2 separate regions of the Homo sapiens genome follow, and region 2 is linked to region 1. A link is a loop called in an ENCODE intact Hi-C map of the cell type or tissue named here. Cell type or tissue: endothelial cell of umbilical vein. All regions are shown on one strand. Each heading gives the region's core, and the rest is flanking DNA. Links, peaks and the distances in the headings are about the cores only. Region 1 has its middle 20 kb from the start of MIR365B. Region 2 has its middle 97 kb from the start of COPRS.

What was found. Peaks named below come from ENCODE experiments on the same cell type or tissue, not always from the same donor. Only the 100,000 strongest peaks of a DNase experiment are listed, where the experiment ranks them.
Region 2: a loop joins it to region 1, with 10 times the contacts of the local background. A loop is called at or near these places in 2 of 110 quality-filtered maps.

Annotation. Positions count from the first base shown.
Region 1 is chr17:31,587,847-31,603,173 of GRCh38, forward strand. No RefSeq gene overlaps it. Among named protein-coding and RNA genes, the nearest start is that of MIR365B, 20 kb to the left of the region's middle. RefSeq lists enhancers at 7,889-8,755, 8,756-9,620, 8,804-8,943, 9,816-10,671, 10,672-11,526. In endothelial cell of umbilical vein, for the core only: no CTCF peak of the experiment used is centred there; a DNase peak (open chromatin) is centred at 9,015; H3K27ac peaks cover 1,856 bases.
Region 2 is chr17:31,754,455-31,769,781 of GRCh38, forward strand. It overlaps the pseudogene GPR160P2. Among named protein-coding and RNA genes, the nearest start is that of COPRS, 97 kb to the right of the region's middle. RefSeq lists a silencer at 1-110 and an enhancer at 7,183-8,382. In endothelial cell of umbilical vein, for the core only: no CTCF peak of the experiment used is centred there; no DNase peak of the experiment used is centred there; H3K27ac peaks cover 849 bases.

The sequences.
Region 1 (15,327 bases), core at 6,561-11,560:
GTGTCCATTTTGTTAAGTACTAGAGAAAGATGCAAACGTGAATACTATTTTGCCTGCCTTCAGGGAGCACCTGTTCTAATGGGGATTACACTGACAATTTTGGTGTAGTCAGGTTATCTTAGGCATTTGGATAATTTTCTAGTATCCTACAGACCAGATAATGAAACAACTCTAAGAAGGACATTTTGGCTATAAGCTAAATTGAAATTAATGCACCTTAGCTAGTGTTGAAGAAAAAGCTGGCAATGTGGATGGGTGGCCCTGGGACCCTGGGAGGTAGATGTCTACCTCGTGCCAAGCTCTCAGCTTCCCAAGCCAATCTATAACAACTGCCGACTTGGAATCACTGTTGCATCATACTGATGGAGAAGTAGGCTCAGAGAAGTGAAGTAATTTCCCTGAGCAGAAATGGAATCCGAACCCATAATTGTGCTGTAGCAGGGACCGTCTGGTCCTTGGAATTCATAAGACGTCTCAGTGGGCAGTGGCTGATTGTCCATTAGCTCTCATAGAACCTCCTGTGGATGTTGTGGCTCTTTCCACATTCACCCTTGGATAACAGTGATTTGTTTCCTTGTCTACATCTCCCATCCCAACTCCCTAGAAGAGCTCCCGGTTGCAGTCATCTCCACAGCTGTCATACTTGTACCTTGTACCAGGGACAGGCCCATGGTAGAGTCCCAGTGTCATGAGCTTCTGTTGATTTTTGTCCCCAGCATCTGTTCTCTCTTTCTTCTAATAGTAGCACTCTCTTTGCTCAGAGAACTGCTTCCCTATCACTCTATCTGGTCCTGGAGCATTTTAGCCGTCCTGGTAACCCAGTGGTCACATGATCTTGGTGACCCAATCATGCCCAGGTTTGGTTCAGGGGCTGGACATGAGATCCAATCAGAGTCCTTTTCTGGAATATTTGGAATTTTCCCCTTGGATCATGAGCTGTTAAGAATCTGACTCCAGCCAGGCACGGTTACTCACGCCTGCAATCCCAGTACTTTGGGAGGCCAAGGCAGATCACCCGAGGTCAAGAGTTTGAGACCAGCCTGGCCAACATGGTGAAACCCTGTCACCACTAAAAATACAAAAATTAGCCAGGTGTGGTGGCGGGCCCTCTAATTCCAGCTACTCAGGAGGCTGAGGCAAGAGAATTGCTTGAACCCAGGAGGCGGAGGTTGCAGTGAGCTGAGATTGCGCCGTTGCACTCCAGCCTGGGTGACGAGAGCAAAACTCCATCTCAAAAAAAAAAAATTGAAAAATCTGATTCTAGAGCTACCAGTGGCTGTATGGTGGAGCCTGAGAGAATGAGGCCCTGAAGCAGTCAGCTGAGATTATTAGCCCCTCTGCCTTTCTGTGTCTGGCTTATATGAGGCAATAAACTCCATCCCTTTTTTACCTTATTATTATCAAAATATACAAGAGCATAGTAACAAATCAAATACACGTTGAATATCTCTTACCCAAAAGGTGTGGGAGTAGAAGTGTTTCAGATACTGGATTTTTTTTAAATTTTGGAATATTTGTATTATACTTACGGACTGAACATCACAAACCCGGAATCCAAAAATTTAAAATGCTCCAATGAGTATTTCCTTTGCGCATCATGTTGGCACTCAAGATGTTTCAGGTTTTGGAGCCTTTTGGATTTCGGATTTGTGGATTTGGAATGCTGCCCCTATAGCACAAAAGAGCTTATAAAGAAAATCCCCAGCCTTCTGCCCTATTCTCCCCGCTTTACCCCAGCTGTACTCCAGACACAAGCTGTTTCACACATTTCCTTTTGTATTTTTTTCTGTAGTTACCCCAGTTACTAGATCATATGCTTACACACCTATTTCTTGATTTATAACTTTAGACCAATAGCCATCAACTTTTCTGTAAGGTACATGAGGATTTAGCTTATTTACCCTCCTAACCCCCTCAACTTTGAAATGTATAGTACATGTAGGTCATCTACTGATGACCTATATCTAATAGTTTATTTCTGGCCGGGCACAGTGGCTCACACCTGTAAATCCCAGCACTTTGGGAGGCCGAGGCGGGCGGATCACTTGAGGTCAGGAGTTCAAGACCAGCCTGGCCAACATGGCGAAGTCCTGTCTCTACTAAAAAATACAAACATTAGCTGGGTGTGGTGGCACGCACCTGTAGTCCCAGCTACTCAGGAGGCTGAGGCAGGAGAATCGCTTGAACCTGGGAGGCAGAGCTTTCAGTGAGCCAAGATGGCGCCACTTCACTCCAGCCTGGGTGGCAGAGTGAGACTCTGTCTTAAAAAAAAAAAAGTCTATTTCTTTTGTTCAACTTTAGACAGTGTTTTTTGTCTTCCCACCCTTTTTAGAATAAGAATAAATATGGATGCCCTTACCATTTTATCTGCTTGTTCACACCCTATCTCTGCCAGCTATAATTTTTTTTTTTTTTTTTTTTGAGATGGAGTCTCACTCTGTCGCCCAGGCTTGGAGTGCAGTGGTGTGATCTCGGCTTACTGCAACTTTCACCTCCCAGGTTCACACCATTCTCCCGCCTTAGTCTCCCAAGTAGCTGGGACTACAGGTGCCCACCACTGTACACTGTACACCACTTGTACCTTGTACCACCAAGGTACAAGTATGACAGCTGTGGAGATGACTGCAACCGGGAGCTCTTATAGGGAGTTGGGATGCGTGGTTAATTTTGTTTTTCTATTTTTAGTAGAGACGGGGTTTCACTGTTAGCCAGGATGGTCTCGATCTCCTGACCTCATGATCTGCCCCTGCTTCGGCCTCCCAAAGTGCTGGGATTACAGGCGTGAGCCACGGCGCCCGGCTGTCAGGTATAATTTTTGTATTGTCTGTGTTATTGACATTCACATTCTCTTCTCCACAATGTTTGATTGATTGATTGATTGATACAGGGTCTTGTTCTGTCACCCAGGCTTGAGTGCAGTGGTATGATCTTGGCTCACTGCAAGCCTGGGCTCAAGCGATCCTCTCATCTCAGCCTCCTGAGTAGCTGAGATGACAGTCATGCACCACCATGTGTGGCTGATTTTTGTATTTTTTGTAGAGATTGGGTCTCCCTATGTTGCCCAGGCTAGTCTTGAACTCCTGGGCTCAAGTGATCCACCCACATCGTCCTCCCAAAGTGCTAGGATTACAGGTGTGAGCCACTGCACCCGGACTGGTTATTTTATTTATTATTATTTTATTTATTTATTTTTTTGAGACAGGGTCTTGCTCTGTCTCCCAGGCTGGAGTGCAGTGGTGCAGTCATAGCTCACTGCAGCCTTGACCTCCCAGGCTCAAGCAATCCTCCCACCTTAGCTCCCCTAGTAACTGAGACTACAGGTGTTCACCACCACGCCTGCTAGTTTTTTAATTTTCTGTAGAGACTGGGGTTTTACTATGCAAGCTATCCTCTTGCCTCAGCCTTCCAAAGCACTGGGATTACAGGGATGAGCCACCACGCCCAGCCTTCCACAATAAATGTTTATAGCTTTGTCAACAGGTCGACTCAAAAGATTCCCAAGAAACAACATTTACAGGACTATGATTATGAAACGCTGTTTACTGTAAACTCTTTTAGCCAAAGCTAGTTTGATTTGGGTTTGTGTTGGTTATGGCCAATGTGTCCTGACTTATACACTCAAGTTTTGTTGAGTCGAATGAGGTGTGTCCACATGCCTTCAAACACAAGCGGGGACAGAGCTCACCCCAGGCCACCTCTGTGGGCCTGCCACTCACGCAGTCACAACAGAGCCCACCACTAAAAGGGTTCTGTGCTTTGTTTATGCTTTCACCATGTTGAAATTCTTAATAATTTTGAACAAAAGGCCCCATAAAATATGTAGCTGGTTCTGAGCTCACCATTTGCTGGGAGAGGCCTGTGCTTTCTGAGAAATAGTCTCTCTCCTTGGCCAGGGCTATGCTCCTGGGAGGGCCCTTAGGCAGGTCCGGAAGCAGCCATAGAAAGTAAGAGGGAAAGGCTGTGAACCTGAGGGTTGACTTGGTGAATGGACCTCACATTGGGAGGTCAGACTGGGCTTCTCCAAGTCCCTCTTACAAAGAGGAAACTAACCTTGGTGAACCTGGGGCTGTGTCAAGGAGATGGGATTATCCCTACATTTACAGAGAAGCATCAGGGCTGAAAGATTTGCCCAAAGGCCACTGGTTATAAATGGCAGGTCCTAGATTCAAGTCCAGGCCTGATTCCTGCTCCACCGTGCAGCCTCCAGATCAGTGCTGCGCATGAAGCAGCAGACCTGGGTTTGAGTTCTTGCCCTGCTCCCAATTTGCTGTGTGTCCTTTAGTGAGGGACTTGCCCTCTCTGGCCCACTTACCCTAGCAGTCCTTTGAGAGAGCTGATCAACTACAAAAGTCCCTTTCAAACAGAATCACTATGTAACCAAATCATAGAGGAGAGGAAGTCTCTTTTATAGATGGATTCCAGCTAATAAATGCTGAATGATTGAAATATAATGTCATTCTGAAGTCCTTAATGAATTAATTGCTTGAAGCTTCCATGGCTGCTAACATCAGGAACAAATAATTGGACATTATGTGCCTCCTAATAGAAGAATTTGATGCCAGCTAAGGACATGGTCTTATGTGTGTGTGTGTGTGTGTGTATCTATCTATCTATCTATCTATCTATCTATCTATCTATCTATCTATAACTTGAATCTGATCAAGCCTCTACTTCCAACTGCCAACTTTTAGGAAAAACAGAGGATAGAGGAACATGTTGAACTACACCACAGGGGAGCAATCCACAAAACCCAGATGGAGGAAAATACCACAAGACAAACAACTCGTTTCCTCCAGTAAATAAATTGCAAGCAAAAACAAAACAAAAACCTTGCTGGGTGTGGCAGCTCACACCTGTAATCCCAGCACTTTGGGAGGCCAAGGTGGGTGGATCACCTGAGGTCAGGAGCTCGAGACCAGCCTGGCCAACATGGTGAAACCCCGTCTCTACTAAAAATACAAAAATTAGCCAGGCGTGGTGGTGGGTGCCTGTAATCCCAGCTACTCAGGAGACTGAGGCAGGAGAATCGCTTGAACCTGGAAGGCAGAGGTTGCAGTGAGCCGAGATCGCACCAATGCACTCCAGCCTGGGCAACAAGAGCAAAACTCTGTCTCAAAAACAAAACAAAGCAAAACCTCTAGACCCAAAAACACTCAGAGAATATACTGACGACTGTAATGTGTAGACCTCATTTGGATCAAAATCTAAACAAACTGTCAAAAAGCAACTGTGTGACAATTACAAATTGGAACATTGACCTGCTCTTTGATAATAATAGCAACTATTGTTAATTTGTTTGTTGTGATTATGGCGCTTTGTTTTTTGGAAGGAAGAGTTCTTTTGAAGATATACCCTGAAATATTTATGGATGAAATGATGTCATGCCTGAGATTTGCTTCAAAACTGGCCGAGTGCAGTGGCTCACACCTGGAATCGAGCACTTTGGGAGGCGGAGGTGGGTGGATCACTTGAGGTCAGGAGTTTGAGACCAGCCTGGCCAACATGGGAAAACCCCGTCTCTACTAAACATACAAAAATTAGCAGGATGTGCAGTGGTGTGCACCTGTAGTCCCAGCTACTCAGGAGGCTGAGTCAGGAGAATCGCTTGAACCCAGGAGGCAGAGGTTGCAGTGAGCTGAGATTACACCACTGCACTCCAGCCTGGGCGACAGAGTGAGACTTCATCTCAAAACACACACATACACACACACACACACAGCGAGGAGGGATGTGAATGGGAAGGTGGGTGGGTCTGGATGAGGCAGGATGGGTCATAGGTCGATGATTGTCACAGCTGAGTGGTGGGTATATCAGGGTTTGTTATACCATTGTCTCTTTGTGTGTGTGTATAATTTTCAGTTTCTAGCCCATCGTAAGGGCCTGAGGGTGGGAGTTCTGCGGATGGCTAGCCATGCCATCTCGGAGCAGGGGTGAGGGCATGACTTTGGGCACACCAGGCCTCGCCTCTCACACCAGGCCTCGCCTCTCTCTCCCCACCTGCCTTGGCCAGGCTGGGCCCTGGAGTGTTGTGCTCACTAGTGCCCAGGCTCAGATCTTTGTGTTTGGATAAGCTCATGGAACCAGACACTGTAATTGTAGAACTCTGGCCCTCACTCTGGTGACTGTGTGTGAGCCACAAGCCGGGCTCTCCCCTCCCCGGGCAGGCTGGCTCCACATTCCAGGCACATCATCGCCTACGCCAGGCCATCTGGCCTCCAGCATGGGTGGGGAAGGTGCAGCAGCTGGTGAGAGCTGTAGGGGCATTCCCAGACACATTTCTCATGACATCCTTGGCGCTGGTAGCATGGCCAGCACCAGGCCAGGATCTAAGGACCTGGAGGGTCAGAGGGCCACTGTCAGGCCCACCGCCCAGGAGTGCTCCATGAAAGGAGTGAGTACCAGCCACCTTGGTGCTGTGTGACCTTGGCAAGACGTCTCCCCTCCCTGGCCATGGGTTCCCCATTCAAGAGGAGGCAGCTCAGTATTTCTCAATAGGGTGCTATTGACCCTTTGGGAGGGACAGTTCTTCCTAGTGAGCATTCCTGGTCCCCAGTCCACTAAATGCCAGCAGCAGTCCCTGTCACTGTGGCAACCAAAAAATACCCTACACATTTCCAACCACCCTGGGCTTGCAGACCACTGTGGGTCTTTAAGGGCCTTGCCAAGCCCACAGTTCTGTATATCTGTGCTTCTTGAGCATTTAGGACAAATTGGGTAAGGGAGGAGTAGAAACCATTACTGTTGCTCATAGTCTTGCAAGGGGATGAAATCTGGATGGGTCTTGAAGTATAACTAGGAGTTTGCAAGGTGAGCAAGCAATGGGGACCAGGGGAGGGGAGCGAAACGAATTCTAGGTGGAAGGATCAGCTTGCATGCGGGCATGGAGATGGGAAAGAACATGGGGTATTTGGAGAAGTGCAGAAATTCCCTGTGGCCCCAAGGTTTGGCCTGGGCTGAGAAGCCATGCAGTGGAGGTAGGGCTTCAACTTGTAGATAACAGGGAACCAGCAAGGCTGTTTGTTGTTTGTTTGTTTGTTTTGTTGTTTGTTTTTGAGATGGAGTCTTGCTCTGTCACTTAGGCTGGAGTGCAGTGGCATGATCTCAGCTCACTGCAACCTCTGCCTCCTGGGTTCAAATGATTCTCCTGCCTCATCCTCCCGAGTAGATGGGATTACAGGTGCATGCCACCACACCCCACTAATTTTTATATTTGTAGTAGAGACGGGGTTTCACCATGTTGGCCAGGATGGTCTTGAACTCCTGACCTCAGGTGATCCACCCACCTTGGCCTTCCAAAGTGCTGGCCCCAGGTCTGACCCAGTGAGGCTTTTTAAATGGGGCAGAAACTTACTTCCCCTCCTCCTGAGCAAGAGCAGGTTTTTCCACCCCAGTCCCTCTGGACTGAGAAATTACCAACGCCTGGGTGTGAATCAGGAGAATGTCTCACTCCTCATGGCTCAGGACTGCAGAGAATGCAATCGCACAGCTGGGATTTGGGGAGAGATTTAGAGGTGACAGTGAGAGAGAGAGTGGGCTCCTCATGTTTGTTTTGTTTTATTTTGTTTTTGAGACAGGGTTTGCCTCTGTCACCTGGGCTGCTGGAGTGCAGTGGCAAAATCATAGTTTGCTATAGCCTTAGCCTTCCAGGTTCAAGTGATCCTCTCATGTAGCTGGGACCACAGGCGAACACCACCACACCTGGCTAATTTTTTGTATTTTTTGTAGAGATGGGGGTCTCACTATGTTGTCCAAGCTGGTCTCAAACTTCTGGGCTCGAGCAATCCATCTGCCTCAGCCTCCCAAAGTGCTGGGATTGCAGGCATGAGCCACTATGCACACTTCTTAAACTAGATGAGAACACCATGGAGGGGAGAGTGTGCCTATGGAGTGAGTGTGTGTGAGGAGTGCATGTAAGGGGTGTGCTCATGAGTGTGTGTGCCCCACACATGCAGGCTGCTCATTCATTCATTTAATACGTGCCAGTTGCACAGGGAAAGGTGAACACATCCTGACCTGGTCCTCGTCCTCATGGAGCGTGGAATCCAGTGGATCCAGTGGAGGAGAAAGAAACAAGAAAACAAAATAAAACACATCCCAAAAGCTAGAGTGCGAGGCAGCTAGGGCGGGAGTGGGGAATAATGAGGGCCGGTGGGGAGAGCCTGCTGGATAGGTGGGTGTCTGATGGCCCTCTCAGAGCAGAGCATGGATGGTGGGCATCTGCTGAGCCTGGACCACCCAACTCCCTTTCCTCACAGGCCTTTAGTTTCTTTTGGGGAGGAACTGCCTCTTCTCTGCTGGACAGAGTCTACCAGGCTCCCTCTGCCCTGCCCTGCCATAGGGTGGACATGTGACCCACCTAGCCAGTAAGATTGTCCACTCCTCTAATTCATGGGCAGAAGGACAAGGACAGTCAGAGTCTCCCGGCTGCCTCCTGCCACGCATTCCTGCTCCCCACCCCCAATCTATGCGCTTGCCCTTCCCGCCTTTTGGCCCTCAGGAGCTGTCTTGGTTCCTGCCCTTGCCCAGGCCTGTTTTTCCAGCCTTCCCACCAATTTTCTGAGCTCCTGTGGGTGTGCCTATCTTGTGTGGGTTTGGTTTTGGCTTTTAAATGAGCAAAGGCAGAATGAGGGTGCCATGAGCACAGATGAGGCTTTTGGGAAACGCCCCCCTTCCATTGCACTGTTGGAAGGGAGTGTAGAGGCTGCTGTGTTTCCTGGGGCCGGCCACCTTGACACCGTGCCTGCATGCACGCAGCCCCCCAGCACGCTTCTTCACCAGCCAGCCTGAGTGCAGGGCCCTGGCCAGCCTTGCCGGGAGGAAATGCCAGCCCCGTTTCTTTAAGCCTCAGTCAGCCTCCCCAGGGACTCTTGACTGCCCTAATGCTTCCTCCTAGGCCTTGTCAGTGGTGCAGGCCTGGTCTGCCCAGAGCAGCAGGGCCTCCGGCAGGGGCCTGTGACTCAGGGCTCAGTCAGGCGGAGGCAGGATGTCAGTGCCATTCACTGGGCCACGAGGAATCTCACTCTTCTATTTATAGGCAGCGCAACTGCTGGCCCAGCCTGGCCAGAGGAAGTGGCTGCCACTGCCAGCGAGTCAGGAGCTACGATGAGGGAGGCATGGCGCTGCTCCCTCTGCCTGCTGGGGGGGATTTCCAGGTTAGGACCAGCTCTTCCACTGCAGAATGGTCAAGGCTGGGACAGGCCGGAACAATGAGCTCATGTGGCTTCATGACCCATCAACTGAGCAACAGGGTGGTGGACATGGGGTGGCTTGGTCTGTCATGAGCCTAGAAGGGAGGGCAGGATGGGGACCTCCCTGACCCTGCAGGGGGAAGAGGTAAGGTAAAGGCAGTGCCCAGAGCCTGGCATCCTGAAGTTTGGCCCCAGACAACTCACCCCACTCTTCCTGCATTGGGGTCCCAACTTCATCTGTCAGAGACCCCTGTCCCCACCTGCCATCTTGCCCCACACCAAGACGGCTGCTTGTGCTTAGGAAGCTAACACTGGATACCTACTGAGAGGTGAGCCCTGTCACATCCATTCCTGCATCCAGTCTCACAACAGCTACACAACATAAGCCCATTTAGCAAAAGTCAAAACTGAGGTCGAGAGTGGTTAAGGCACTTGCCTGGTTTTGGGTGTGTGCACAAATGTGCCCTCTATGCATAAGTGTTGTAAAATGTGATCTACCTTCCCATCACAGAGGAGCTGTGAGGGGAACTGAGATGGCTTTGGCCATTGTGAATCTGTTGCCATCTCTGTTGGAGTGCCCGTCTACATGGTTGACCTCTGTCCTCAGTTGAGTGTGCATGAAGCATGAAGGATTCTTGTGTTTGTTTCCTGCCCTGGACAAGGTGTCCCTGGAGGTCAGGAAGGGAGTCTTGCTCCTCCTGTGACCCTAGACCCCAGCTTGGATGGAGCTTGGCACCAAGCAAGTGCTCAGTAGACTACCTACCGCATGGGCCCGCAGAGTCTCCCCATCCTCAGACGTGGCCTCTTGCAGGCAGCAGCCCTACTGGATGCTCTGCTGCATTGGGTCTGCACAAGGGGCAGGTACTCAAAGAATGAGGATGGGGGGACACTTCTTCCCGAGAGGCTGCCTGACGGGGAACCCCAGGCCTTCAGTCCTCATGTCAGGTGAGAACCAATTTCTTGAACAGGAGGCCTTTCCGACTGAGTCCGCTGGGGCCAGTTCAGAGGAGACCAGCCTGGGGCCACAGTGGATATTGCAGATCTGCCCTCCTGTGACTGCCGGCTGGTCTACCATGTGTGCTGCTACCAAGGGGCAGGTTACCCCTCTCACCCCACCTGGCCGTGTTCGCCCATCCTCACTGACCCTGAGGAAGCTGGGAGCACCTGGTGAGCCTTTACTGAAAGGCCCAGGCCATTGTTCCAAAGCCAGGCAGAATGGGAGGGAAGAAGGAGGTGGGGGAGGCAATTGGGGTTGATACAAGATGAGGTCTCCCTGCCTGGAGCTCCAGAGGGCCCCTTCTGGCCTCTTCTGCAGTCCTTGGCTCATCCCCTTCACCTCCTCCTACAGGAAGCCTTCCCTACCTCCCCAACCAAAGTTCTCACCCTTCCTTCCTACCCCACCACATCTCTTCCTAAGGTAATTGGCAAACCCCAGGGCCCTTCCTGAGTCTTGCAAAGTTTGCAGGTCTGGCAGTCTCTACATGTCAGTGGCTTTCCTTTTGTGGGCAGGACCCCCTGAGGGGGAGCACAGGAGGGAACGTGGTAGGGGAGGGGTTGGCTCTGAAGGGCTCCCCTGAGGAAGGGAGGATGAGTAGGAGTACAGTCAGTGTGAGCAGAAAAGGGGTCCCAAGGGATGAAGATCTCAAGGAGGGGAGGTAAAGCTTCGAGAATGTGCAAGGAGCTCCAGAGGGTGGAGGGGGGTAAAGCGTGGAGTCGCAGGGTGTGGGGGGAAGTATTCCAAGGCAGGAGATCGGGGGCAGATCTCGAGGGCCTCAGGGCAGGCCAAGCTTTCTTCTGAGCGCAAAATTAGAGTCAGTCAAGGGTCTCAGGCAGGGTGCTGCTTTGCAGGGTGCTGCTTTGCAGGCTGGGGTAAAGGTGGAGGAGATAGGGTGGCAGCAGGAGGGCCAGCTGAGGATGGGGCGGTCTTCCTGCTGAGAGATGACAGCAGCTGAACTTGGGGAGGTGGGGGCAGTGGAGTAAATGGGAGGCTGGGAGAGAACTGAGAACTCTGATGTGGCCTTGATGCCCCCTCCCCAAGGCCCACCCATACTGGTGAGGATTGGGGTGACCGGTGTGAGGAGAGGGAGAGCCCCTGATGAGGCCAGAGTCCAGGCCCAGAGAGACCCCGTCCGCTGTGCCACACATGACATCATTTTTGTGTACTTAACACAAGGTAAACAGGGCTGGAAAAACCCAAGTACTCATTATCTGACTTAGTGGCTGCTGCTGGCTCCTTAACAACTGGTTTCCTGGGATTCTGCAGTTCTCCTGCAGAACGGACCCAGACAGAGGGGCTTCCCTCCGGTGCACAGAGAATCCTTGCCCAGTCCCTGTGCTGGGGGCTCGCTGACCTCTTCCTTCTGGGAGGCTTTGAGTCGTTCCCTACCAGTTCATGGGGCTGGGCCTGCTGAGGGCCAGGCGCCAGGGTGGGCGTTGTGGGAGCATGACGGAGAGCAAAGCCCAAATGTGGTCAGGGGGGTTTGGTTCTAGTGAGCAGGTGGGTTTGAGACCCCAGGAGCACAGGAGGGCAGTGGGAGCCCAGCAGGGAGGTTGTGGTAAGCACCCAAGCATGAGCTGGCCGAGTCCTGGAATCCCAGAGGGCACCTAGGAGGTTATCCACTCTTTTCTTTTTTTTCTTTTTTCTGAGGCAGAGTGTCACTCTGTCACCCAGGGTGGAGTGCAGTGGCACAATCTCAGCTCACGGCAACCTCCGCCTCCAGGTTCAGGTGATTCTCCTGCCTCAGCCTCTCGAGTAGCTGAGATTACAAACGTACACCAGCACACCTAGCTAATTTTTGTATTTTTAGTCAGGGTATTTTGTATTTTAGAGATGGAGTTTCGCCATGTTGGCCTGGCTGGTCTTGAAGTCCCGTCCTCAGGTGATCCACGTGCCTCAGCCTCCCAAAGTGCTGGGGTTACAGGCGTGAGCCACCACACCCGGCCCATTTTGCCATTTGATTCTACAGATGGGTAAACTGAGGCCCAGAGGAGTCACAAGACTCACTTAGAGTCATACTGGGAGAGAACCAGTGGCAGGACTAAAACCCAGGTGTTCTGATGTCGGCGAGAAATTGGCTGGCTCTAGAAAGAAAAACAAATTTAAGCATTAATCCCCTCCCCACTTCCACTCACCACCCAAACATGCACACATGTCACTTCTGCAAAATGTCAATGATCTTGTGAGAAATTTTTTCTTAGTGGGTAGGTTCCAAGTGCTTTCCTTTCACCCCCAGAACCCACCCCCAATCGAGGCCAGAGGACAACATTCCTTCCTGTGGAAATAGCCGAAGGGTGGTTGGGCAGGGTGGCTCACACCTGTAATCCCAGCACTTTGGGAGACCGAGGCGGGTGAATCACTTGAGGTCAAGAGTTGGAGACCAGCCTGGCCAACATGATGAAACCCCGTCTCTACTGAGAATACAAAAATTGCTGGGCAGGCGTGGTGGCACACGCTTGTAATCCCAGCTACTTGGGAGGCTGAGGCGGGAGGATCGCTTGAGTCTGGGAGGCGAGGTTGTAGTGAGCTGAGATCACACTGTTGCACTCCAGCCTGAGCCACAGAGTGAGACTCCGTCTCAAAAAAAAAAAAAAAAAAATAGCCAAAGGGTGACCAACAGCCGCCAGGCAGCCTCAGAGGACCGATTGTTTGCCACTGCTCTACGTGGCAGCACTGGGTGCCTCTGGCCCCAGTCCACCCTCCCTACCCCACTCCAGTCCTCCATGTTCCCTGGATGGAGGCCCCAGCAAGGCAAGAAACTTTCAAAGAGCCCAGAGGCACAGCAAGTTCCTGCACTAATGACACTCGGGGGCTCTGGGGCCTTCACTTGCAAAGCAAACCCTGAAAAATAATCTGGTGGATTTTGTTCTCTGCCTTAAAGAACAGCAACCACAGACAACAACAATATTCCTCTTTTTCTAATGTCAGTTGAGTTTAACAGACAGGCAGCACGGAGGAAAGCTGGAAAACTAGCCCTGCAGCCTTGGACAGATCCTTAACTCCCCTTGGGCCTCAGTTTCCCCATTGGTATCGAACCCTAAGCATTCTTAAGCTTCACTAATCTGTGAGTTTGAATGACCAGTTAATATTAATGACCAAAGCCTGCTCACCCTAGGCCCCTACTTCTGCTCCCAGGGCCTTTATAAGAGGGAGGCAGGAGGGTCGGAGTCAGAGGCAGTGACATGGTGGCAGAAGCAGAGGGAGAGAAGGCAAGGGTCAGCGAGATGCAAGGAAAGGGTCAGGAGCCAAGGCGGCAGGTGGCTTCTAGAAGCTGGAAAAGGCAAGGAAACAGATTCTCCCCTAGAGTGTCCACAAGGAACACAGCACCGCCAGCACCTTGACATGAGGACTTCTTCTCCGGAACCAAGAGAGTAAACGTGCGTTGTATTAAGTTATGAAATTTACAGTTGTTTATGACAGCAGTGATTGGACACTGGATGGTTCAAGAATAGAAAGTGGCTGGCTCAAGGGTAGGACAGACACCACTCCTGCTCATCTCAGGCCACCTGCCTGGCCTCCTCTGCCCCTTCTGCCCAGTCAGTGCCGCTTCTTTGGTGACCCTGAGACACAGCTACCTCTGTTGGCCTCACTTTCCACATGGGCTTCTGCAAGGGCCACCAAAGTCTGTGGGTCGCTGCCTGATCACCCTAGCAACTAGTGTTTGCAATCTTTTTTTTTTTTTTTTTTTTTTTTTTTGAGAAGGAGTCTCGCTCTGTCGCCCAGGCTGGAGTGCAGTGGCGCAATCTTGGCTCACTGCAAGCTCTGCCTCCTGGGTTCACGCCATTCTCCTGCCTCAGCCTCCCGAGTAGCTGGGACTACAGGTGCCCGCCACCACACCCAGCTAATTTTTTGCATTTTTCAGTAGAGACAGGGTTTCACCATGTTAGCCAGGATGGTCTTGATCTCCTGACCTTGTGATCCACCCGCCTCGGCCTCCCAAAGTGCTGGGGTTACAGGCGTGAGCCACAGCGCCTGGCCTTTTTTTTTTTTTTTTTTTTTTTTGAGACAGAGTCTCCCTCTGTCACCCAGGTTGGAGTGCAGTGACGTGATCTCAGCTCACTGCAACATCCACCTCCTAGGTTCAAGCTATTCTCCTGACTCAGCCTCCCGAGTAGCTGGGACTACAGGTGCGCGCCACCATGCCTGGCTAATTTTTGTGTTTTTATTAGAGACAGGGTTTCACCATGTTGGCTAGGCTCGTCTAGATCTCCTGACCTCAGGTGATCCCCCCACCTCAGCCTCCCAAAGCGCTGGGATTACAAGTGTGAGCCACTGCGCCTGGCCTCTTTTTTTCTTTTTGAGACGGATTCTCACTCTGTCACCCTGGCTGGAGTGCAGTGGTGCAATCTCGGCTCACTGAAACCTCCACCTCTTAGGTTCAAGCAATTCTCCTGCCTCAGCCTCCCGAGTAGCTGGGACTATAGGCATGTGCCAGCATGCTGGGCTAATTTTTTTTTTTTTTTTTTTTTTTAGTAGAGACGGAGTTTCACCATGTTGGCCAGGATGGTCTCAATCTCTTGACCTCAGGATCCACCCGCCTCAGCCTCCCAAAGTGCTGGGATTACAGGCATAAGCCACCACGCCTGGCCGGCATTTGCAATCTTTAAGGGACAGTGGTAGCAGTAGCTTGGCCTTTTTCTGGGTCCTGAGTGTTACACATACATGCGAGTGCATATGCGCCCACACACACGTGCTTGCACACACACACACACAGACACACACACACAAACACACGCTGTCCCCTGAACGCAGACCCACTGCCCGGCTAGAGCCAGCGGCCCCATGATTTAGGATTTTGTTCTCTGCCTGAAAGAACAACAACTACAGACAACAGGACCACCCTCACCAACAGCACCCAGGCTGGTTTCTGAGGGGAGCCCCCTATGCTGAATGTCCCTTACCTCCTCACTTCTTCGCAGGAACCCTCATTCTCCACCCACCCCACCCTCTCCAAGGTGGTCAGACATTCTCAGTAGGAATGTCCCCAGCTGTGGATGTGGTTCAAGGTTTCCGATTTCTTACCGAGAGGCCTCTCAGCCCCCATAGATCCACATGCAGAAAGTCCTCACTTAACGTCCTCTCGATGGGCTCTTGGAAACTGCAACTTTAAGCAAAATGACATACAGCAGGTTCTCAATGATG
Region 2 (15,327 bases), core at 4,032-9,031, 160 kb after region 1:
GAACCACATCACCATCAGCTCTGTTACTCACTGGTCACAGGAACTTGTGTGAGTCCCTTCACCTCTCTGAACCTCCACATCCACAGTTGTAAAATAGGCAAACTACTGTACCAGGCTGTTTGTTCATTCGACAGTCATTGACTGAACCCAGAGCCATACTTACGGTGAAACTATTAAAGCTTCCTGTTCAGGGCCTCTCCTTCACACAGGGAAGGGCCTAGTAAGCATCTCACTTTTCTTAAAAAAAGTTCCCAGCCCCACAAAACCTGGGCCTGCCCCTGCTAACTGTGGTGTGTCAGCATCATGCCAAGCTCTGGATGTAGGACAAGATAGGAACAAAACGGCCAGGGGAGTTCCCCGGCCTGGTGCGGTGGCTCACACCTGTAATCCCAGCATGCTGGGAGGCCAAGATGAGAGGATCCCTTGAGTCCAGGAGTTTGAGACCAGCCTTGGCAACATGGCAAAACCTTATCTCTACAAAAAACACAAAAGTTAGCCGGGCATGGTGGCACATGCCTATAGTCCCAGTTACACAGGAAGCTGAGATGGGAGGATCACTCGAGCCCAGGAGGTCGAGGCTGCAGTGAGCCATGATCACACCACTGCACTCCAACCTGGGTGAGAGAGTGAGACCTTGTCTCAGGGGAAAAAAACAGAATCCCTGCATAGGGCTTGACTCTTGACTCACAGTAGGTGCTGAATAAATGGTAGCTGGCATTATTACTTATTGTCTCTCTCTTTCCCATTAAAATGCAAGCTCCCCAAGGATAGGGAACTTTTTCAATTTTGTTCCTTGCTGTAGCCCAAGAGTTTAGAACAGTTCCTGGCATGTGGTAAAAGCCCAGAAGATATTTTCCGACCCTTGAGATGGTTTTGTTCAACTCTTCAATTCACAGGTGAGGAAACTGGCCCAGACAGGTGTGTCTTTCCCCCAGTCTCACTGTGCTGAACAGGGCCAGGCCCCAGGGCCCCTCAAGCCCTGAAGAAGGTTTTCTTCTACTTCCTGCTGCCTCCTTTGATGATTCACACTAGGGCCCAAGAGATACTTCTGGAATAAAAAATCAAGGGGTCAAGCTGGGTGCAGTGGCTCATGCCTGTAATCCCAGTACTTTCGGAGGCCGAGGTGGGTGGATCACCTGAGGTCAGGAGTTTGAGACCAGCCTGACCAACATGGTGAAACACCCATCTCTACAAAAATACAAAAATTAGCTGGGCGTGATGGTGGGCACCTGTAATCCCAGCTACTCGGGAGGCTGAGGCAGGAGAATCACTTGAATCCGGGAGGCAGAGGTTGCAGTGAGCCAAGATCATGCTACTGCATTGCAGCCTGGGCAATAGGGCAAGACCCCATCTCGAAAAAAAAAAAAGAAAAAGAAAAAAAATCAAGGGAAGGCTGGGCACAACAGCTCATGCCTGTAATCCCAGAACTTTGGAAGGCTGAGGTGAGAGGATCACTTGAGCCCAGGAACTCAAGACCAGCCTGGGCAACATAGCAAGACCCCGTCTCTACTAAATATACAAAAATTACCCAGGCATAGTGGTGTGCACCCATAGTCCCAGCTACTCAGGAGGCTGAGGTGGGAAGATCACTTGAGCCTGGGAGGAAGAGGTTGCAGTGAGCTGAGGTCACGCCACTGCACTCCAGCCTGAGTGACAGAGTGAGACACTATCTCAAAAAAAAAAAAAAAAAAAAAAAAAAAGGCCAGGTACAGTGGCTCACGTCTGTAATCCCAGCACTTTGGGAAGCCAAGGTGGGCAGATCACTTGAGGTCAGGAGTTCGAGACCAGCCTGGCCAACATGGTGAAACCCTGTCTCTACCAAAAATAAAAATAAAAAAATTATCTGGGCGTAGTGGTATGCGCCTGCAATCCCAGCTACTTGGGAGGCTGAGGCACTAGACTCACTTGAGCCTGGGAAGTCAAGGTTGCAGTGAATCGAGATTGCACCACTGCACTCCAGCCTGGGTGACAGAGCAAGACTCTGTCTTGAAAAAAAAAGAACAGCAAGGAAATTGGTAGAGTGTAGACCTTGCAGTGAGGTTGCCAGACTTAACAACAACAATACAGGACCACAGGTTAATTTTAAAATTTAGATAAACAAAAAATAATATTTTTCTATTAGTGTATCCCATGCAATCTTGGGGGCATAGTTATAATAAAACACTATTCATTGCTTATCTGAAATTCAAACTTAACTGAGCATCTTATATATCTGCTGGAAACTCTGCCTCAGATTTCCACTGAAATTAGTTCAAATTCCTGCTCCACTACTTACTGTGTAATCTTCGACAAGTATCCTAACCACTCACTCTGCCAGAGTCTGAATGTTTTCAAAATTCATATGTTAAAAACCTAATCACCAATGTGATGGTATTAGGAGATGGGGCTTTTGGAAAGGGATTAGATCATGAGAGCAGAGGCCTTATGATTGGGATTAGTGCCCTATAAAAGAGACCCCAGAGAGCTCCCTGACTCCTTCCACCATGTAGGGACACAGTGAGGAGGCACCATCTATGAACCAGGACAGAAGTCCTTACCAGACACCAAATCTGCTGGTGCTTTGATCTTGGACTTCCCAGCCCCCAGAACTGTAAGAAAGAAATCTCTGTTGCTTATAAGCTACCCCATCTATGGTATTTTATTACAGCAGCTCAAATGGACTAAGACACACTGTAATCCTCAGTTTTCTCATCTGCAAATTAAGGATAGCCCCACCTTCTTCACAGAGTGGCTGTAAGGATTAGAGATGATACCTTAAGTATTGGACACACAGCAGACAGACACTCCCAATGTTGGTTTCCCTCCCTGGTTTCAGAAGCCCTTAGGGGACTCGGGAGGGAGCATGACTTGCCATTTGTAGGATAATATGGTAACTACGGTGTTCAAGTTCTTCCAAACAGCATTCTAGTATATAGAATAGAATATTGTGAGTGCTGCCTTAAGGCAAACTTCTCATCCCTTCAAACCCAAACTCCCTTTTCATAAGCTTTTTTTTTTTTTTTTTTTTTTTTGAGACAGTGTCTCACTCTGTTGCCAAGGCTGGAGTGCAGTGGTACAATCTCGGCTCACTGCAGCCTGGCCTTCCCAGGCTCAAAGCAGCTTTCCACCTCAGCCTCCTGAGTAGCTGGGATTATAGGCACCTACCACCCCACCACCACACCTGGCTAATTTTTTGTGTTTTTAGTGGAGACAGGGTTTCACCGTGTTAACCAGGCTGTATTCAAACTCCCGGCCTCAAGCGATCTGCCCACCTCGGCCTCCCAAGATGCTGGGATTATAGGCATGAGCCACCACGCCTGCCTTCATAAGCATTTTAAATGCCTCTTTGACTTTATTTAAATGCAGTAATAAACTATTTATATGACAACACAAAAGAATTAATATAATGATATACCTGCAACTTAAATGAAAAATAAAAGGGATAAAGTAACATTTCAACACATAAATACTTGGGCACGTCGTAGTGTGATACTTGCATGGAATAAGAAGAAATACATTTAGATTCAGAAGTTAGACAATATTCAATATTAAGTTGAACTCTATGAAATTTCCAATATGGAACTTTGATCTACAAAAATGGTAATTTCATGATTCAACCTAATACCTGATATTCAAAAATACAAGCAAATGGGGTGGGGGGTATCTTTTCCTCTACTCACAAACTAAACTACCTGTCATGTACATGTGTGTTGCACCATGAATCAATAGCTACAAATGCAGGTAGGTATAAATGTATCAGCAACTCAAATATCGTGTCATTACCATGCAGGTTGCGATTTTCCAAAATGGTGACATGCTCTTGTTAACATTGCACACAATGCAAAGTATAATCTTTCCCTTTTTTCCCAGTATTTGCACTTTTGAAAAATTGTTTATATTTGAAAAAATTCAAAAACATGACATTGCTTTATATATAAAACAGCATTCATTTCTGGGATCAGCAAATTATAAACAGGTTTTGGGGTGTTTTCTTTGTTTGTCTGTTTTGTTTTGTTTTATTGGGGGTTTTTTTCCTATATGAATTTCTTCCAGGACATTCAGAAGTTCAGAGGAGGCAGGAAAGCTTCTTGTTGCCTGGGTCTGTACCATATTGCACACGCTACAGGACTTGCCCTCTTAAATGGAAGTAGTTGACTGCAAAATCATTATGACAACCAAAAATAATCCCCCTAGTTCCAAAACCACCACTAAAGAGATGATATATCCCCATTGAGAACCACCAATCTAATAACTTCTGCCTGAATGCTTTCAGTGATAAGAAATTGACTCTACAATACCATCTCATTGACTCACCTGTCAGGAAGTAATAATTCCTTCTTCTATCTCTGGTGGGTACCCAAGTTGGGCCCCATCTCTGTACTATGGTCACCATGGAGCCTCTACCAAAGAAGCTGCTTTCTAGACCTTTCCATTGTGACTCACGCTCCAGACTCCACTGGGGGAAAAAGACAGATGTGGGAAGCTCTGCCCAGTCAGGATGAGGCTGGGGAATAATCTATTATGCTCTTCTTGCCCCATCTTGTAGTGGGTTAGTGAAAAGAGGGAGCTACAAAACAGCATATATGAGATTCTTTCATTATTATAAAAATGCATATGAGTGTGTGTGTGTGTGTGTGTGTGTGTGTGCAGAAGGAAAGACCACCTGCTCAGTGGTTAGGAACTCAGACAGACCTGGGCTCAACACCCAGATCTGCCACTTATTAAATGGTAAACCTTATTAAGTGGTTGGGAAAACAACCATCCTGAGACTTAGTTTCTCTGTCTATAAGGTGGGAATAATAAGGGCACCTACTTCATAGGAATAAATTAAGATAACACATGTGGGGCACTTAGCAGAATGCTTGGTGCCCAACAAATGTTGGCTTACGTGACTTTGCAATGATAGTGGATGAAACAATACATTTTTCCAGGGAAAACCCATATATGCACCCAAGGTGCAAAATGAGCCCCATGACCCCTTTGGCCTCACCAGGATGGCTGAGCACAAAATGAGATTAAATCCCTCTGATGACCTTGTGCAGTGGCAAGCCAGACTGTACCCTTCAATCTGGGGACCACCACACGGAAGAGGTCTGCAGAGAAAAGGCCCCATAGGCAAGACATAGCACAGGTTCAGCCCATACTTGTGCGAAAGACCCAGAGCTTATTCAGGCAGCATTTTGGTAGAACAAAGAGAAATGCAAGATTATTGGAGACCATAAAACAAAAAAAAATAGGGAGAAGATAATCAGCCAAGCAACCCACACTGGAAAAGTCAGGGGACAGAAAATTAAATGAAGCAGGGTTTTATCGTACATACTTGAGCAGGTCTTCTGAAATTTAGCTGCAAAATGTACCTGTTCATCCTTCATAGTCCTGCTGTCTGAGGTCTCCATCCTCACAAACAAACCAGCCCTCAGTGGGTTAGCTGCCTGCTGAGCTGGAGTATACTTGGGAAAAGGTTCCCAAATGTCTTCACACAAGGAATAAGATGAAAAAACTCCTGTCGATGTTTTATGGAATATTTTTACATTTTACTAGCATTCATCAGTCTTTTACTATTGACAAACATATCCCTTATATCCTATTTCAGGATTTTGAATTTTTAGGCATTAAATTTGGTAAATACTATATGTTCATTTTCTCAAGATATTTTATTTACATGTTTTTGTTTTCCAGTTTTCACAAGAGTTTCTTTAAATTCTTACTAGAATTTCTTTAAACTTCCAAGCTGCTATATCTGTTAAAAATTAATTGTATTTGTTCATTTGGATTTTATCTCTTATGTTTTAGAGAGCCAGCATAAACACACAGAACTTTTATTCTCATCAATGTCCTCTTTTTTTTTTTTTTTCTTTTTGTAAGAGATGAAGTCTTGCTTTGTCACCCTGGCTGGAGTACAGTGCACAACCATAGTTCACTGAAGTCTTGGACTTCTGGGCTCAAGTGATCCTTCTACCTCAGCCTCTTGAGGAGCTGGGACTATAGGTGTGAGGCACCACACCCAGCTAAAGTGAGACCCCATCTTTTTTCTTTAAAAGTACCACTCCAGGGGCTCCCAGGAGCAAGATCTAGGGTTGCACACAAGGCCCCACTCTGCACTCATTCCTCGCCTCAGCCTCCCAAGTAGCTGGGATTACAGATGGGAGCCACGGAGCCCAGCGTCAATGTCCTTTATAAGTCAGCATTACAAGTTATTGATTGATATCATTCATAATCTCTTGGTCAGAACTTGCCACATCAGTACTGGCAATTAGGATAACTTCCTATATGAATGAGGCTATTCCATGCCTTCTTTTTTCATCTGACTCTGATTCTAATTATACTGTGAGCTCTGAGAAAACATTCTTACTTGGTTACAATTTGTATTCCTTCAACTAATCACCCACTTACTTAAGTACAGATTCTAGCCTGTACTTAGATAAATATTCACTGGTTGTCCATGGTCAACAGTTTCCTGATTGCCACAGTTCCCTGGTTCAAGTATCACAAGCTTACTTTAACAGACATCAGCTGGGCGCAGTGGCTCACTCCTGTAATCCCAGCACTTTGGGAGGTGAGGCAGGCGGATCACGAGGTCAGGAGTTTGAGACAAACCTGGCCAACACGGTGAAACCCTGTCTCTACTAAAAATACAAAAAGTAGCCAGGCACGGTGGCGGGTGCTTGTAATTCCAGCTACTCAGGAAGCTGAGGCAGGAGCATTGCTTGAACTCAGGAAGCAGAGGTTGCAGTGAGCTGAGATCATGCCACTGCACTCCAGCCTGGGTGACAGAGCAAGACTCTGTCTTGGGGAAAAAAAAAAGAGAGACATCGTATGACCAGTGGATTCATTTGCCCATGGGTCACACGACATTAATGAAATGCAGCTGTTGTCAATGAAATGCAGCTTCATTACACTTACAATTCATAATATCTAGCAGACTGAAAAGTCTGTATCAGTAATGATTTGTCAATATGTTGCCATGTTACAATTAATCAAAACTTGCCAGGCACAGTGGCTCAAGCTGTAATCCCAGCACTTTGGGAGGCTGAGGCAGGCAGATCACTTGAGCCCAGGAGTTCAAGACCAGACTGGGCAACATGACAAAACCCTGTCTCTACAAAAAATACAAAAAGTACAAAAAATTAGCCAGGCATGGTGGCACATGCCACCATGTCCCAGCTACCTGAGAGGCTGAGGTGGGAGGATCACCTGAGCCCGGTGGTTGAGGTAACAGTGAGCCATGATTACACCATTGCACCCCAGCCTGGGTGCCAGAGTGAGACCCTGTCTCACAATATTAATAATAATAATAATAACTTACAATTATAGTCAAAATAATTTTATAAATGAGAAGGAAAGCTCCGGCTATATGCAAATGCTAAGTTAGGTGAATGGATTATACATTGATATAGCCTAGTGGTGACTGAAATCTTGATTCTCAAAGATTTTAAGGACTAGATATGAACTGAAGTCTTCCACCAGCCTTCTTACCTTTTCAGAATGTGTCTTTGGGGGGTGATGGTATTATTTATTAAGCAATGGTTTTGGTTTTTTTTTTTCTTTTTTTGAGATGGAGTCTCACTGTGTCACCCAGGCTGGAGTACAGTGGCGCAATCTCAGTGAGAAGTGAAGCCAGCTGGATTTCCTAGGTCGAGTGGGTACTTGGAGAACTTTTCTGTCTAACTAGAGGATTGTAAATGCACCAATCAGTGCTCTGTGTCTAGGTAAAAGTTTGTAAATGCACTAATCAGCACTCTGTAAAAATGCACCAATCAGCTCTCTGTGTCTAGCTAAAGGTTTGTAAACACACCAATCAGCACTCTGTAAAAAACGCACCAATCAGCACTCTGTGTCTAGCTAAAGGTTTGTAAACGCACCAATCAGCACTCTGGAAAAATGCAGCAATCAGCACAGCACTCTGTAAAATGGACCAATCAGCGCTCTGTAAAATAGACCAATCAGCAGGACATGGGTGGGGCCAAATAAGGGAATAAAAGCTGGCCACCGGAGCCAGCAGAGGCAACCCGGTCAGGTCCCCTTCCATGCTGTGGAAGATTTGTTCTTTCACTCTTCACAATAATTCTTGCTGCTGCTCACTCTTTGGGTTCGCACTACCTTTATGAGCTGTAACACTCACTGCGAAGGTCTGCAGCTTCACTCCTAAAGTCAGTGAGACCACTAACCCACCAGAAGGAAGAAACAACTCCAGACATGCCACCTTTAAGAGCTGTAACACTGCAAAGGTCTGCGGCTTCACTCCTGAAGTCAAGCGAGACCATGAACCCACCAGAAGGAAGAAACTCCAGACCCATCTGAACATCTGAAGGAACAAACTCCGGACACACCACTTTTAAAAACTGTAACACTCACCGTGAGGGTCCTCAGCTTCATTCTTGAAGTCAGCAAGACCAATAACCCACCGGAAGGAACCAATTCTGGACACATTTTGGCAACCATGAAGGGATTATCGCCTATCGCCAAGGGGTGAGTACCATCAGACCCTATTCATTTGCTATTCTGTCCTATTTTTCCTTAGAATTCAGGGGTTAAATACCGGGCACCTGTTGGCCAGTTAAAAGCAACCAGCATGGCTGCCAGACTGAAGACACGGGTGTCTGGCTTTCTGGGAAAGGGCTCTCTAACAACCCCCGACTCTTCAGAGTTGGGAGCATTGGTTTGCCTGGAACCAGCTTTCACATTTCCTGTACTTCTGGGCTGAGCCAAGGGTTGACAGAGAGGAAAGCCCTTCAGCTCCGGGGTCCTGATAACAAGTTGGTTGACCCTGAGGCCATGAGCGGAACTCTCAGTCATGTCACCCAAGTGACACTTGCCCATCTATCCTATCTATCCTGATGCTTGCCTCCTGGGTCCTAATTCCTGTCAGACAAACTTCCTCTCTCCTCTTCTCTCAGGCTAGTCCTGCTTCTAAAAACCACTCCCTGTCTCTGGTGCTTTTCTAGTTTCTCCTGTAAGTATGATTTCTAGTATAAACTTCAGGACTCTGTTACCTTCTTTAGGAACCCGGGCTCACCAATAAGAAAGACATAATTTTTGCCCTAAGCCCCATCATAGGGGGGATAATCTGGAATTTTAGGATCCCTCCTCAGACAAGCAGGCCTAATAAAAGCTATTCCTGAAGCTAAGATATGGGGAGCCTCAGAAATTGTATCATTCCTATTCATACAAGTGAGGACAAAAGGCATGACTCTTCCAACTCTGGAGATCCCTTCTCTCCCTCAGAGTGTGGCCCTCCACTTCATTTTTGGGGCATAACATCTACATAGGACACAAATAAAGTCTCAACACTAACAGGAAAACAGGACTGTAACAGGTTTTCAAGAATGTGTTGGTAAGGTCCACTAAATCTGATTTTTTTCGTTCCTCTTTGTGGTCTAGGAGGACAGGCAAGGGTGCAGGTTTTTGAGGATGTGTCAGTAAGAACCACTAAATTCAACCTTCCTCAGTCCTCCTTGTGGTCTAGGAGGTCAGGCAAGGGTGCAGGTTTTCAAGGATGTGTCAGTAAGGGTCACTAAATCTGACCTTCCTCAGTCCTCCTTGTGGTCTAGGAGGAAAACTAGTGTTTCTGCTGCTGTGTTGGTGAGCACAACTATTCCGATCAGCAGTGTCTGGGGACCATTGCAGATTCTTGGGCAAAAGGTATTTCTGCTGCTGTGTTGGCGAGCATGACTATTCTGATCAGCAGGGTCCTGGGACTGTTGTGGGTTCTTGGGCAGGGGGAGAAACAAACAAACCAAAACTGTGGGCGGTTTTGTCTTTCAGATGGGAAACACTCAGGCATCAACAGGCTCACCCTTGAAATGCATTGTAAGCCATTGGTACCAATTTGACCCACAAACCCTGAAAAAGAGGCAGCTCATTTTTTTCCGCACTATGGCTTGGCCCCAATATTCTCTTTCTGATGGGAAAAAATGGCCACCTGAGGGAAGTTTAAATTACAATACTATCCTGCAGCTTGATATTTTCTGTAAGAGGGAAGGCAAATGGAGTGAAATACCTTATGTCCAAGATTTCTTTTCATTGAAGGAGAATACACAACTATTCAAAGCTTGCAGTTTACATCCCACAGGAGGACCTCTCAGCTTACCCCCATATCCTAGCTTCCCTATAGCTCCCCTTCCTATTAGTGATAAGCCTCCTCTAATCTCCCCTGCTCAGAAGCAAATAAGCAAAGAAACCTCCAAAGGACCACAAAAACCCCTGGGCTATTTGATATGCCCCCTTCAAGCTGTAGGGGGAGGGGAATTTGGCCCAACCCGGGTACATATCCCCTTCTCCCTCTCTGATTTAAAGCAGATCAAGGTAGACCTGGGGAAGTTTTCAGATGATCCTGATAGGTACATAGATGTCCTACAGGGTCTAGGGCAAACCTTCAATCTCACTTGGAGAGATGTCATGCTATTGTTAGATCAAACCCTGGTCTTTAATGAAAGAATGCAGCTTTAGCTGCAGCCCAAGGGTTTGGAGCTACCTGGTATCTTAGTCAAGTAAATGATAGAATGACAGCCAAAGAAAGGGACAAATTCCCTACTGGTCAGCAAGCCAACCCCAGTATGGATCCCCACTGGGATCTTTACTCAGATTATGGGGACTGGAGTCGCAAACATCTGTTGACCTGTGTTCTAGAAGGACTAAGGAGAATTAGGCAAAAGCCCATGAATTTTTCAATGATGTCTATCATAACTCAGGGAAAGGAAGAAAATCCTTCCGCTTTCCTCAAGCAGCTACAGGAGGCCTTAAGAAAATATACTCCCCTGTCACCCAACCCACTCAAGGGTCAGTTGATTCTAAAAGATAAGTTTGTTACCCAATTAGCCACAGATATCAGAAGAAAGCTCCAAAAGTGAGCCCTGGACCTGAACAAAATCTGGAGGCATTATTAAACCTGGCAACATTGGTGTTCTATAATAGGGACCAAGAGGAACAGGCCCAAAAGGAAAACCAAGATCAGAGAAAGGCCGCAGCCTTAGTCATGGCCCTCAGACAAACAAACCTTGGTGGTTCAGAGAGGACAGAAAATGGAGCAGGCCAATCACCCAGTGGGGCTTGATATCAGTGTGGTTTACAAGGACACCTTAAAAAAGATTGTCCAACAAGAAACAAGCTGCCCCTTCACCCATGTCCACTATGCTGAGGGAATCACTGGAAGGCACACTGCCCCAGAGGATGAAGGTTCTCTGGCCCAGAAGCCCCCAATCAGATGATTCAACAACAGGACTGAGGGTGCCCGGGGCAAGCGCCAGCTCATGTCATCACCCTCACTGAGCCCCGGGTACGTTTAACCATTCAGGGCCAGGAAATTGACTTCCTCCTGGACACTGGCATGGCCTTCTCAGTGTTAATCTCTTGTTCTGGACAACTGTCCTCAAGGTCCGTTACCATCCAAGGAATCCTGAGACAGTCTGTAACCAGGTATTTCTCTCACCTCCTCAGTTGTAATTGGGAGATTTTGCTCTTTTCACATGCCTTTCTTGTCATGCCTGAAAGTCCCACACCGTTATTAGGGAGAGATATGTTAGCCAAAGCTGGAGCTATTATCTACATGAATATGGGGAAGAATTTACCCATGTGTTGTCCTGTACTTGAGGAGGGAATCAACCCTGGAGTCTGTGCATTGGTAGGACAATTTGGAAGGGCAAAAAATGCCTGCCCAGTCCAAATCAGGCTAAAAGACCCCACCACTTTTCCTTATCAAAGGCAATATCCCTTAAGGCCTGAAGCTCATAAAGGATTACAGGGTATTGTTTAAACATTTAAAAGCTCAAGGCTTAGTAAGGAAATGCAGCTGTCCCTGCAACACCCCAATTCTAGGAGTGCAAAAATTGAATGGTCAGTAGAGACTAGTGCAAGATCTTAGACTCATCAATGAGGCAGTAATTCCTCTATACCCAGTTATACCCAACCCCTGTACCCTGCTCTCTCAAATACCAGAGGAAGGAGAATGATTCACTGTTCTAGACCTCAAGGATGTCTTCTTCTGTATTCCCCTGCACTCTGACTCCCAGTTTCTCTTTGCCTTTGAGGATCCCACAGACCACACATCCCAACTTATGTGGACAGTCTTGCCCCAAGGGTTTAGGGATAGCCCTCATCTGTTTGGTCAGGCCATGGCCCAAGATCTAGACCACTTCTCAAGTCCAGGCACTCTGGTTCTTCAGTATGTGGATGATTTACTTTTGGCTACCAGTTTGGAAGCCTCATGTCAGCAGGCTACTCTAGATCTCTTGAACTTTCTAGCTAATCAAGGGTACAAGGCATCTAGGTCGAAGGCTCAGCTTTACCTACAGCAGGTCAAATATCTAGGCCTAATCTTATCCAGAGGGACCAGGGCCCTCAGCAAGGAATGAATACAGCCTATACTGGCTTATCCTTGCCCTAAGATGTTAAAACAGTTATGGGGGATCCTTGGAATCACCGGCTTTTGCTGACTATGGATCCCCAGATATGGCGAGATAGCCAGGCCCCTCTATACTCTAATCAAGGAGACCCAGAGGGCAAATACTCATCTAGTAGAATGGGAACCAGGGGCAGAAACAGCCTTCAAAACCTTAAAGCAAGCTCCAGTGCAAGCTCCAGCTTTAAGCCTTCCCACAGGAGAAAACTTCTCTTTAAACGTCACAGAGAGAGTAGGGATAGCTCTTGGGGTCCTTACTCAGACTCATGGGACAACCCCACAACCAGTGGCACACCTAAGTGAGGAAATCGATGTAGTAGCAAAAGGCTGGCCTCACTGTTTATGGGTAGTTGTGGCAGTGGCCATCTTAGTGTCAGAGGCTATCAAAATAATACAAGGAAAGGATCTCACTGTCTGGACTACTTGTGATGTAAGTGGCATACTAGGTGCCAAAGGAAGTTTATGGTTATCAGACAACTGTCTACTTAGATACCAGCTGCTACTCCTTGAGAGACTAGTGCTTCAAATGCATACATGCGTGGCCTTCAACCCTGCCACTTTTCTCCCAGAGGATGAGAAACCAATCGAGCATGACTGCCAACAAATTATAGTCCAGACTTATGCCACCTGAGATGATCACTTAGAAGTCCCCTTAGCTAATCCTGACCTTAACCTATATACCGATGGAAGTTCATTTGTGGAGAATGGGATACAAAGGGCAGATTATGCCAGTTAGTGATGTAACCATACTTGAAAGTAAGCGTCTTCTCCCAGGGACCAGCGACCAATTAGCAGAACTAGTGCACTTACCCGAGCCTTAGAACTGGGAAAGAGAAAAAGAATAAATGTGTATACAGATAGCAAGTATGCTTATCAAATGTTACATGCCCATGCTGCAATATGGAAAGAAAGGGAGTTCCTAACCTCTGGGGGAACCCCCATTAAATACCACAAGGAAATTATTGAGTTATTGCACACAGTGCAAAAACCCAAGGAGGTGGCAGTCTTACACTGCCAAAGCCATCAGAAAGGTGAAGGACAAAAGGCAGAAGGAAACTGTCAGGCAGATGCTGAGGCCAAAATTGCTGTCAGGTAGAACCTCCCACTAGAAATACCAGTGGAAGAACCCTTGGTATGGAACAACCCCCTCCAAGAGATTAAGCCCCAGTATTCCCCAACTGAAACAGAATGGGGACTTTCATGGGGGCATAGTTTTTTCCCCTCAGGGTGGTTAATGACAGAAGAAGGAAAGATACTTATACCTGAAGCCAGCCAGTGGAAAATACTTAAAACGCTCCACCAAATTTTTCATATGGGTATTGAAAACACTCATCAAATGGCCAAATCCCTGTTTACAGGGCCAAATCTCCAGACCATCCGACAGGTAGTCAAAGCCTGTGAGGTGTGCCAAAGGAATAATCCCTTGGTCCATCGTAAGGCCCCTTTGGGGGAACAAAGAATAGGTCACTATCCTGGAAAGGACTGGCAGTTAGACTTCACCCATATGCCTAAGTCAAAGGGATTTCAATTCTTGTTGGTCTGTGTTGATACCTTTACAAATTGGATAGAAGCTTTCCCCTGCAAGCCAGAGAAGTCTCAGGAAGTGATTAAAGTCCTAATTCATGAAATGATTCCTAGATTTGGGCTTTCCCAAAGCTTACAGAGTGACAATGGTCCAGCTTTTAAAATCACAATAACTCAGGGAATTTCCAGGGCACCAGGGATACAATATCACCTTTACTGCACCTGGAGGCCACAATCCTCAGGGAAGGTGGAGAAGGCAAATGAAACACTCAAAAGGCACTTAAGGAAACTAACACAAGAAACTCATCTCCCATGGCCTACTCTTTTGCCCATGGCCTTGTTGAGAATCCGAAATTCTCCTCACAAAATGGGGCTCAGTCCATATGAAATGTTGTATGGATGAACTTTTCTCACAAATGACCTCCTACTTGATCAGGAATTGGCCAACTTGGTCAAAGATATAACTTCTTTGGCAAAATTTCAACAAAACCTTAAAAAACTACCTAAAGGATGTCACAGAAAAAAGGGAACAGAGTAGAGTTGTTTCAACCAGGAGATCTAGTGTTGGTCAAATCTCTCCTCTCTACCTCCTCATCTATGCACTCTTTGTGGGAAGGACCATACTCGGTAATCCTCTCTACCCCCACTGCAGTTAAGGTGGCAGGGGTGGAATCTTGGATTCACCACACCTGAGTTACATTTTGGACACCCCTTGAGGAACCTGCGGGACCATCAGATCAGGAGTCCCAAGATCAGCCAGACCAGCCTCGATACACCTGCGAACCATTGGAGGACTTTCATCTCCTATTTCAGAAGGAAACATCCCAGACTAAAAAGGCTCCTACCACTGATCCTGAAGAAACACCCCTTCCTACTTAAAAAAGATAAGTGAAGGCCTACATAATCTTTATCTTTAACATCTCTCCTTGCCCCTTTAATGGAATCCTTTTACTATTTCATCATATTATTAAGCAGCATACTAACCATACTCTTTGCAATAGGATTATACTGTAGCTCCTGCCAGGATGAAAATCCTAATCACATCAACCTTCTTTCTTTCTATCTTCCTTCCTTCTGACAGCAATTTACTCCTACCTTTAACTCAGACTGAATAAAATGATCTCATCTTCCAGAGCACCCTCTTTACCTTCCAATTTACTCTTTGCCTGTCTATTCCTCCTGCTTCCTTGGATACCTCATACAATCACCCCTCCCCTTCCACTAGCTCCTAATTACCTCTATAAGACTCTCAACTTAACCCACTCTCTGTTAAACTAGTCCAATCCTCCCCTGACAAATGACTGTTGGCTTTGTATCTCTCTATCAACTTCTGCTTATGTTGCCACTCCCATTCCTGCAAAAAACTGGGTCTTTACCAACTTAACCTACCACCCTCGTTATGAAGGAAAAGACCCTTTCCGAATTCT